Regions from separate parts of the Homo sapiens genome. Here region 2 is linked to region 1. The links are chromatin contacts, found by Hi-C or POLR2A ChIA-PET in ENCODE. All regions are on one chromosome and are shown on one strand. Each heading gives the region's core, a stretch centred on a gene start or an enhancer-like site at or near the end of the contact. The rest is flanking DNA. Distances are from core to core; before and after follow the strand shown.

Evidence for each region. A loop is a pair of places that touch in the nucleus more often than their neighbours do. ChIA-PET counts read pairs that join two places held with the same protein, here RNA polymerase II (POLR2A). Pooled maps may share reads with other maps.
Region 2: a map of sigmoid colon shows a loop between it and region 1 (7-fold over the local background). The contact joins the promoter of SATB2 here to the promoter of STK17B in region 1. A Hi-C loop is called at or near these places in 1 of 168 maps with a recorded cell type or tissue (sigmoid colon) and 7 of 50 pooled maps. POLR2A ChIA-PET finds 5 or more read pairs at or near these places in 1 of 52 experiments (PC-3).

Annotation. Positions count from the first base shown.
Region 1 is chr2:196,168,753-196,173,928 of GRCh38, reverse strand. STK17B (serine/threonine kinase 17b) reads left to right here and starts at 2,351. Exons shown (of 8, transcript NM_004226.4): 1 at 2,351-2,596. LOC101927454 (a long non-coding RNA gene) reads right to left here and starts at 2,390. Exons shown (of 2, transcript XR_923737.2): 1 at 2,298-2,390; 2 at 1,081-2,024. RefSeq lists silencers at 2,056-2,285, 2,806-3,025.
Region 2 is chr2:199,455,048-199,460,223 of GRCh38, reverse strand. SATB2 (SATB homeobox 2) reads left to right here and starts at 2,285. Exons shown (of 11, transcript NM_001172509.2): 1 at 2,285-2,885; 2 at 4,128-4,355. The coding sequence starts at 4,187. RefSeq lists an enhancer at 404-698 and a silencer at 965-1,094.

The DNA of each region.
Region 1 (5,176 bases), core at 1,102-3,601:
ACTCATATTATCTCATTTTACCTTAATTACCTCTTTAAAGGCCCTATCTCCACATACGGTCATACTCTGAGTTCCTGAGGGTTAGAATTTCAACGTATGAACTGGAAAAGAACACAACTGAGCCCATAACAACCGCCATCCCTGGTCGGAATGTGTCATTCAAGGATGGTCAACTTAATGAACTGTGTGGTCAGAAGCAATGACCACAGAATGACCATCAGGTCACCTGGAGATTTCCTACTCAAGGGAATGAGAGCAGGAACATATATCTTTGACACGGTGATGAATGAGTTTAGGTAAATGAGGTGGATGGAGGAATGTATTGACTTCTGAATTTTCCTGCAAGGCCACAGATGTACTGCCTCCTCCTCAGCACCAGGAATTCCTTGTTACTTGAACCACAGTGCCTGAGACCAAGTAAGTGTAGTTGAATGTCCTTGGGATAGTGTGGTAAGTCCTAGTTAACAAATCTGACATCAGGCACAAGGGTTAACAATCTATTTAGGGTCATAAAAGAAACACAAACTATCAGCCCTGCACCAAAGAACATAAGGCAGAGGTGATCAGGCTGGGAACAGAAAGTAGGAATCAGCAGAGTTCTGATTCCTGAAGAGGGTAACCTTCTTAAAGTCAGAAACTGATGAACAGGTATGGATGAGGAGGATGGTGATAAGCTGGAGCTAAGGCAGAAGCAGGAAAATGCAAGACATGACAATATCCCTAGGAGGCTGGCTGGTTACAGCAGAGGTATTGTGACCAAGAGGACTGGCTTACAGTGGTGCCAGAGAGAGAAAAGTCTGTGTCTAGGTGTGAAGTGATCTGGGACTGGATTAGTGACGGGGAGTATGGGGTGAGTGTGAGAAGATTGCTAAAAGCTGGCAATTGATGAAATGTTGAAATTAAGGAGGTCCAAAGTTAAACACACAACCCCAAAACCACCATAATGATGTAATCCTGTGACCCCCAAGAGGTTACTAGTTTTGGTACTGGTGCTGAGACCTCTGGAATGCAACACCTATGCTCATGAAAGAAAAGATGGGAACAGTCTCATTGCTTACGGATTCTTATACCCCAGAAAAGTTAATTCCAGTGTGTGGCATTTTATTTTCATCCTAACTTTAGGCTTCTCTAGTCAGCCCAATTGTTAGCAACAAGAAATTAGATAGATGGAAGCAATATTCTCCATTTGACAAGGTTTAGGGGCAAGACATTATTAACCTGGGAGGAGGAGTTAACCTAAGTAACAACAAACAGACTTCATAAAAGGGCTGTGATGCATTCTATACCTTTATCTTGGGGAAAATGCAGTAGGAAAGGGAAACAGCTAGCTTCACAGGAATTTGCTTGGCTTACTGGGATAGAACAAGAAAACCTGTCCTTTATATGCTAACTGAACATTAAGTCTTTTGAAAGCAAGAGGACGACTCCACTCCCAGTATCCTTTCCCACGGAAGGGTTTTCTGCAATTATCGTAAATGTCCTCTGAAAGCAATCCTAGATTACATAACTAATCCCATATATGTATGAGTATGTGTGTATCCTATACATATAAACTAGGATTATATATCTATGTAAAACATTTGTGTCTTGCACAGAACTTTGAAAATTTCCACTGTCTTCAAAGGATAACAGATCTTGAGTAGGTTGCTGAGGGCTTTCATCTTTTTCCTTAGCACTATAAATGCAAAATCGGCTATTCAGCCTATTGGGACCCTCCCTACACTGCCTTCAGTCAGTGCCTCAGAAGGGACACCATTCGCGACAGCGGACGTTAGCAGTGGGGTCTAGGTTCCATAAATCCCCAACTGATGTTGACACTCCGAGGAACCTCTGCCAAGTTGTAGCAAACTGGGTTCTCCACTTACAGGGTACGTTCCGGTCCTAAGGAAGACTCTCAAGAAGAGTCAGAAAATAGGTCTTTGGTAGGCACTGAAGTTTGGTAACTAGTCGCAGGCAGCTGGGACGAATTTTGCGGCTTCCTTCTCCCCGGTCTCCGGATATTCACACCTCTCGAACTGACCTCTCTGAAGGTGGGAAGGAGTACACAGAGCAGTAGTTCCAGCCCCGCGCGCCCCCTCTGCAGCGCCGCCCCCTCCGCCCCTCCCTCGCGGCAGCCCGAGTGCGCCCCACCTGCGCCGCCACGCCGCCGCGCCTCCCCGCCCCGCCTCGGGCCAGCCAGGCGCCGCACCCTCTCACCGCCGGGCCCCGCCCCGCACACGCGCCCCCGGCCGGTGCCCCGCCCCTCCCGTCACGTGACAGACCCACCCTCCGCACCCGTTCCGATTGGCTCTCCCGACCTAGGGGGAGGGATCTGGCGAACGGCGATGCCCCAGACGCGGCTGCAGTTTTCAAACCGCGACTGCAAGCTTCGGTAGTCCTCTCCGCTGCTGTCGCCAGGAGTCACTTCACGAGAAGCCAGGTCACAACCGTCGGCCCTTGTCTGGAAAAGTAAAAGTGGATCCTGCCACGTTCGGAGCTCCCTGGCGCCTCGCCCGGCTGGAGCTAGAGAACTCGTCCTGTGGCGGCCCCCGGCGTGGGGCGGGACAGCGGCCCCCTGGAGGGGGCAGTCCCGGGAGAACCTGCGGCGGCCGGAGCGGTTAGTGTCCTGCGGGATTGGCGGGTTGGCTCGGGGCTGCGATGGAACCAGCCGCCTCGGTACAGAGACCTCATACGTGAGGAAGGAGGACCCGAGGAGGGTTTAGGCGGTACGGTCCGGCTGAGAGGGGCTTGGACTCCGCCGCCCCTGAGGTGGCTGATTGCTGCTGGCGCCTCTCCGCTTTGCGGCTGGAGTCCGGGTTCCCTGGGGCTCCGCGCGGGGGGCGGCCGGCGGTCCTCCCACCACCCTCCTCAGCCCGGGGCGCGTGTCTGTGTCTGTGCGTGTCCGTGTGTCCCCGTGCGCCCTCCACCCGGCCGGCCCCGGCTCTCCCCAGGTCGCGCCAGGCAGGGCCCCCTTCGCGGCGGGCCCGCGCGGGTCCCTTCCACAGCAAGGCCACGCGGTCCCCCTAGCCTCTCCCGAGTCCCAGCTGCGGCGTGGGCGCGTTCCCATCGGGACTCGTGGACGCGTCCTGCTCCCAGCTGCCTTTCGTCTAGAGAAAGTTCGTGTTCATCTTGTGGGACGTTTTCAGTTACTGCTTGGGAACAGTGTTTTAAAACCAGCGAGAGATCAAGACGGGCTACAGCTGTTTCCGTGATTTTCAGCGATCTGATTTTTGCTTTGATGCCTTGTGACCCACTTAGTGTGCACGACTCATCCTCAAACTATACCACTACTGGATGCCAACGATTTTTGACATTTACCCAGGCTCTTTGTTTTATTGTAGGGAAAAGCGTTTCATTTGAATTTCCTCCGAGGGAGAAGTAGAGACAAAGTTGAAAGAGGCTTTATAGCAGCTGGTAGCTGGCATTAGTTTCTGTCTGGACTAGAGGCACTCTGACATCAATTTGGAAATTGGAATTAAGAAAATACGTTTTTAAAATCGTAATACTTATCAGATTTCACTAATATTTAAACACATGAGGACTGTGTATCACATTCACCGATTGTTTTGTCGACGTAATGTTTACATCTGTGGTGCTAATGATAAGCAGAACCTTGCCAGGGACGTTTGACGTGGTGTGGCCACTTTACGTTTTCAAGTCTATGAGAATGTCTGCGCGGAGACAGCATAGCTCTGTAGAAATGAGTGGCAGCGTATGTAACCTGGCATTTTGAACCCAGGAGCACAATTTTATTAAAGGAAAATAAACCTACTTTCTCATTGATAACACTGTTTTTTAGTTTTATGGTGAACTGTTCGGAAGTAATTTTCAACAAGTGCTTATTTTATAAATATTAGACCGTGTACCCCTAGGATTGTGTATTTTTTAAGAAAACTGGTCCATAGAAGCGGTGCAAAAGTTTTAAACTCATCTGCCTCGGATCCTCCTCCTCTGAGCAGATGCTCAATTAAACTTTTTCTAGTATCTTAATAATTGGAGGTATTAATAGATGTTTTATTTTTGAGATACATATTGTACATTTTAGATCTTTTTTTTTTTCTAAAGTAGGGATCCAAAATTGAGGTGAAATATATTTGCTTACATGGCAAGACTTTTTAAAAGTAGAATTTCTGTAATTGAAGACCATCCTTTTTTGTGTGTGAATAGAATGGTTGCGGTTTCTCTTGGGATCATTGATTAGTGAATTACGATTTGGTTAAGATAGAATGCGTTTTTAGGAAGTTGGAGGTTTGACTAATCGCTGTGTTAGCATATGAGTAACAAATTTGAAGAAGATACAAGCATTTTTATGGCTGACGTTTCTAATCAGATAATTTTATTTTTAAGCTTGCTCTGTTTTACTTTTGTTAAGTGAACATTTTAACATGTTTTAAAGCTCTTTGATAATTATAAGGGAGAATTTCCTTATGAAAATATTTTTGCTTTAATTTTAGAGACACAAGAAGTCAAGGAATTCAGTTAATAACACTTTCACTTAATCGTTAAATTGCCTTAAAATTGCATGCATAGTATATTGTAATTCACATTTTCTGTATGTAAGATTGGCAGTTAAGAATAGTATTCTGGCCGGGCGCAGTGGCTCAAGCCTGTAATCCCAGCACTTTGGGAGGCCGAGGCGGGCGGATCATAAGGTCAGGCGTTCGAGACCAATATGGTGAAACCCCGTGTCTACTAAAAATACAAAAATTAGCCGGGCATTGTGGCGCGCGCCTGTAGTCCCAGCTACTCGGGAGGCTGAGGCAGAAGAGTTGCTTGACCCGGAAGGCCGAGGTTGCAGTGAGCCGAGATCACGCCACTGCACTCCAGCCTGGGCAACAGAGGGAGACTCCGTCTCAAAAAAAAAAAAAAAAAAAAAAAAAATAGTATTCCTAGGCTTACTACTTTTAAAGGATACTGATTGATTCTTCTTTTCATAAAGAAATCTTCTGCACTGTATGGGTATTTGTTTTGTCAGAAACATTAGCAGTCATTTATCTACTACCTTTCCACTTAGGAAAACTTCAAATGTCAGTTGCTTTAGTTTTTCATAATATTGATGACAAAATTCAGTGATTTTATGTTTAAGTACTGTAGTTTGTATTCTATGCTGGGCTGTTATCAAAGGCTATTTCTTTGAATATTTCAGTTAAGAAATGTTCTTATAAAGTTACAAGCATGTATTTTTATTTAAATATGT
Region 2 (5,176 bases), core at 1,036-3,535, 3.3 Mb before region 1:
CCATTTTTGCTCTCACCGACTTCGAACTGTGCATTTTCTCCCACTCTTTTGACTGGGGGTGGTATGCGGGGGGAGGATGGGGCTTGGTGAAGAAAACCAGGGAAAGGCAAACGCTGCCTAAAACTCCCAGGGTGGCTCCCCTAAGAATTGCTATCCTGCTTGTTTCTTTTCTCGGCTGGGATCCGACCGACTCCCAGGTCGCCTCGGACTTCTTTGGAACTTGGTGGGCGGCGCCTAGGTGCGGGGTTCGTGGTGATCTGGGCGCCGACACTTAGGCCGGGGGCAGGTTTCCTTCCTGGGACCCTTTCTCTTCCAGAGGCTCTCAAGCCTCTAAGCCCGTGCGCATGCCGCCTACCAGGTAGATGCGGCGAGGGCGAGTGGAAGGCAGCCTTGTCCCGGGCACGATCGGCGGACTCAGCTTTTCGCAGTCTCTGCTCCCAGCAGGGATTTACAGAACTGCTCCCGAGAGCGTTTCCCGAAACCGAACTTAGTTTGGCCCTCTGGCGCCGCCGTACAGTCAACGCTTCTTAAGGGGGATCGGTGGCTCTTGCTGCGGGAGATGTGGGAGAGCCCTCGGGGTCCTGGGGATTAGGAGGGAGAGTCAACGTGTGCGGGAGGGACATGAGGTGCAACCAGTTGAGGGGGGATTCTCTGGCCTCAGGGCCGGCGGGGATGCGTCCACATTTTCTCGCCTAAGGTCCTAGCGGCTAATGTCCGCCGACGCCCCGGGTATCTCGCGGGGGCTGCGGCCCCTGCCCACGTGCTTTTCCTTAAGGAGGCAGCGCGCCCAAGCGGAATCGCAGGGACAAAAGCGCGGCCAGAGGCCAGCCTGCTCGGCTAGTGCCCGCGCCACCTTAAATGAGCACCGCGGCCGGAGTCGGGCTGCCGGCGGCCGCGGCCGCGGGAGTCGGCAAAAGTTTGTGGCTCTGTTACGCCTTCGCGGGACCTGCTGGGGACGCTCCTGTGCGGCCTCCCCCCGGGCGGGGAGGCCGGGTCCTCAGGGCACAGCTCTGTTGGCGCCAGCAGCCCTGGGCTCGAGCAGCTTGGGGTCCCCAGGAGCCCCAGTCCTGTAGCCCGAGGACAGGCAGCCCCACCGCCCTCGCCGCCACCGCGTCACGGGCTCCAGGCGGCCCGGTTTGCACCGCTCGCGATGTCGCCGGAGCGGCGAGCGCTCCAGCGATGCCATCCAGGGATGCACCCCGCTCTGCATCCACCACGCAACCCCCATTCCTGTGCCACCCACAGCCCGGCGGGCAGTGGCCGTGCTCCTGGCATTCGGGACACCCCGACTATTGTTCCGGACTCGCGGCCGTGCCAGCTTTGAAGGAGAAGCGGCCTTCCCTGCGCGCGCGGCGGCACGAAGCGCGGCGGGCCGGGACGTTCGGCTCGGCGCGGAGGGGGAGCTCGCAGGCACCGGGAAAAGTTGCTCGGAGGGGCGGAGGCGGTGGGTGGTGGGCGGAGGCGGTGGGTGGGGGAGGCGATCGCCCTCCTATCTCCAAAGTCGAAAGTACTCCGCGCAGTTAACAGAGCTGGGAGCCGAGGCAGCCGCGGTCGCCTCTTGCGCGTCGGTCTGCGTCTCCGCCGGCAGACGCGGCACCCAGCGACTGCCTTGTCGCCGCCGCCTCCGCGCCGGGACGAGTGCGCCTAGGGGCTGGGCGAGGCGGCCGCGCCCTGGACCCGCCACAAGGAGGAGGACCAGACCCTGGGCCCCGGTGCCCGCCTGCGCCCAGACGCACCCACCCGCTGGCCGCGGCCACCGCCTCGCGCCGCACTCGGTTCTCTGCCATCGGTCCTTCGCCGCCTCGTGCATGAGGTCCTCGTCACCCCGCTCCGACCGCCGACTCTCCCCTTCCTCTTCCCTCCTCCCTGCCTCCCACCCGCCCCTCGCCTGTCCCTCTGCCTCCTTCGCAGCCCCGCCGCCGTTGGGTCGCCGTGCTCACAGCGATTGATTGATTGATGTTTAATTTCCTGCCAGGCGGGGCCCCCCTCCCCCCGCAACCTCCCCAGCCCTCCTCCCCGCCCCCCACTCCCCTCTTTTCTTGCGGTGGACCAGTCTGGCTTGGGTTTAGATCCATCCCCCCCACCCCCATCCCGAAATAATCCAGAGACTTCCCCTACCCCCACCCCAAATTATTATTTTGAAGGCGCTAGATCTGGGGACCGAAAGGGGGAGGGGGAGAAATCGGAAACCGAGGACAACCCAAAAGGACTCACTTTGCCTGATGACTCAACGCAACTAATAATCATCTCCCTCTCAGTGTGTCTCTCTCTGCGGCTTGTCAGTGAGTCCGGCTCTGGCTGCTGGCAGAGGCGGCCGAGAGGGGAGAGGCTGGAGGTGACAGCTTGGGCGGCCGCCGCGTTTCCTCCCGCGCGCGGTCCCGGGTCCCTGCGTCTTCTCGGCTCTTGGTGTTACCGGTCCCACCGCTCTGGCCGCGCCTCCTCGCGAGCTAGCCGCCCTGCGAACCAGCAGCCCCGGCTCGCCGCCGCCGCCGCCGCCTCCGGGTTCTCAGCCCTTTCTCTCCAGAACGGGTCTCCTTCCCGAAGGTGTGAAAAGGCTCTTTCAGCCTCCTTCTCTTCCCCCCTCCTCCGCCGTCCCCTCCCCCGCTCGCTCGGGTGTCCCTTTGGAGGAGTCCTTTCCCTCTCCTCCTCCTCCCCCTCCTCCCTCCCCCCATCATCATCATAACAACCATCTCCGCACCAGAAGAAGACACCCTGACCCAGGACCTTAAACATTAGGACCTGGGGAAGAGGGAAGGGGAAGGAGTAAAGAGGAAGACTAGGAGAACACTGCAAAGCCAAGCACCAGAAACTTTCCACCCTGGATTCTCTACTTTTGCTCCATGGACAGAGCCCCAGTCAGCCAAGTTTCAGACAGACCGTGAGCAGTAAGTACGCAGGGCGAGGGCTCCCGCGCCGCGCTCGGGAGTTCGGGGAAGCCCAGGGCCAACGAAGTCCCCTCCCCGCCGCTCTCGGCCTCTCGGACCGCGAAGTCGGGGAATGCAGGCGGAAGCCTCGCCCTCAGCCCTCCTGCTCCGTGTCTTCATCTCGCATCCTTCCTTTCACCTCCCCCTGCCACCCCCACCTTGTCTCCTTGACCCGTGGCGCCGACACTGCTCGCGCGGCCAGAGCGCCCACGAGGATTCCCAGCGCGCACGCAGTACGGTGCCGGGGTCTTGCTTCTTGCGGGTGTCAGTGACAACGCGAGCGCCGTTTCATCAGGTGTTTCCCCTCCTTCCCCGCCCCCCCCCACCCCCCCAATCCAGGGGTGTCGAGACCTGCGGCTTCCGTGGGGAGCGCACTGCCAACCTAGTGACCCAGAGGAAAACTTTCTGGAGCGATGTTAAAATTGGGGCGGATGAAGGCTGCTCTTGCACTAAGAATTCAAATGCTTTTTGCTTTTGTGTTTTATATTGAAGAGCTTTAAAAAAGCACTGGGGATCAGATGAAGATAAGAACGCTCCAAAATAATAACGATTGTAGCGCCCGCCTTTGTGATGGAGGTTATTCTGATAAATACCTCCAAGTGTTTTCGGATGCTTATTAATGTGGAATTAGGGTTGATTTTATGCAGGTGTGTGCTTATCTCAGGACTTGCTCCGTATAGGTAAAAAGCGGGTATTCAAGGGGTTCTTTCGCCCGGCCTTTGGCTCCTGCCTGGCCATTCACAGCGCATTTACCGGGTGGTTAATTCGGTTATGGACTTGCGCACACCCCCAACTCCCTTCCCATGTGGGTGGAACGTCTTTTTCTGAAGTTCACTTATTCCGCAACCCTGACCCCGGGACGGGCTAGGCTGTAGCACCCAGGAACGGTTTATGCCAACCCCGTCCCAATGAATGGACCACTTCTAGGCGCCCCTGGGTGCCAACCCCGGCCGCGACCCCGAGGGCTGACTTCTGGGGAGCTGCGACTGGGCAGAGTCGCCGAACCGAGGCGCTGGGCTTCCTGGGGGCCGCCCAGTGTAAGGTTGGGACCGGCTTCCCGGCTCGGGCCCCTCGGGCAGCGTGGGAGGAAGTTTGTGTGGCTGTGGTGCAGCGCTCTGCCACTGGCCTGAACGTCTATCACGTGTATGAGCGGTTTTCCCTCTTTTTTCTCCCTCCCCCTTCCTCCCCCCACCCCCTCCCTAGGTCCCTGTGCGTTTTATTGCGACCTGCCGGTGGGAACTTTGTCTCCGAGTCGGAGCAGCATGGAGCGGCGGAGCGAGAGCCCGTGTCTGCGGGACAGCCCCGACCGGCGGAGCGGCAGCCCGGACGTCAAGGGGCCTCCCCCAGTGAAGGTGGCCCGGCTGGAGCAGAACGGCAGCCCCATGGGAGCCCGCGGGAGGCCCAACGGCGCCGTGGCCAAGGCCGTGGGAGGTAACAGCCCGGAGCAGGGAGGCGCGCAGCCCGCGGCCCAGTGATAATGGCCCGGGTGTCAGGGTTCAGGTTGATTAGGCGCTGTCGCGGTGTAGGATTACAGGAAGTGAATTCCAGGTTGCCAAATAATGCCCCCGTCGCCTCTCATCTGCAACTGGTAGCTTCATCTCCAGTTAAAACAAGAAAGTGGTTTTACCCAGAGGGTGGCATTTTTTGGGCATTTTGCCACTGTGTGCTGAGGTGTTGGCAGGTTTATGTCACAGCCAGCTAACTGTTTCTAGATTTTCCTAGAGAGCTTTTTAGTGATTTAACTCTTTTGCCTTGCCTCGGAGTGTCTGTTGTAGGGATGAAGTTCACGTGCGTTCGCTTTTAGGGAATAAAATAGTCATTAATGCTCAGGCGAGTACAGGAACAAGGAGAGTTGATGTTACTTTGTAGTGAGGACAGTGCTTCAAGACAGATGAATGACAACTGGGAATATTTCCTGCCACGTGAAATGTGGGAAATAAAGAATCACCATGAATCCATCAGGCCCTTAGAAGCTTAAATGCTGCTGTTGTCTATAAAGTTTAGTCATATGCATTCGTAACTTTATTATGAATTATAGGAGAACAGATAAAAATAGCAAAGTAGCCTTATCAACTAGATGTAGTTTCCCCTCCAAAGAATTTATTAATAATTTTATTTAAAGAAAATCTTTTGTAGTTTTTACTACTTAAGCAACTACTTTCTTTTAAAGTGGTCAGGAAAAGCAATCATACAAAATAAAGATATGGGAGAAATTTAAACATTGAAATATTTTGGAGTTTGTATGCCATTTG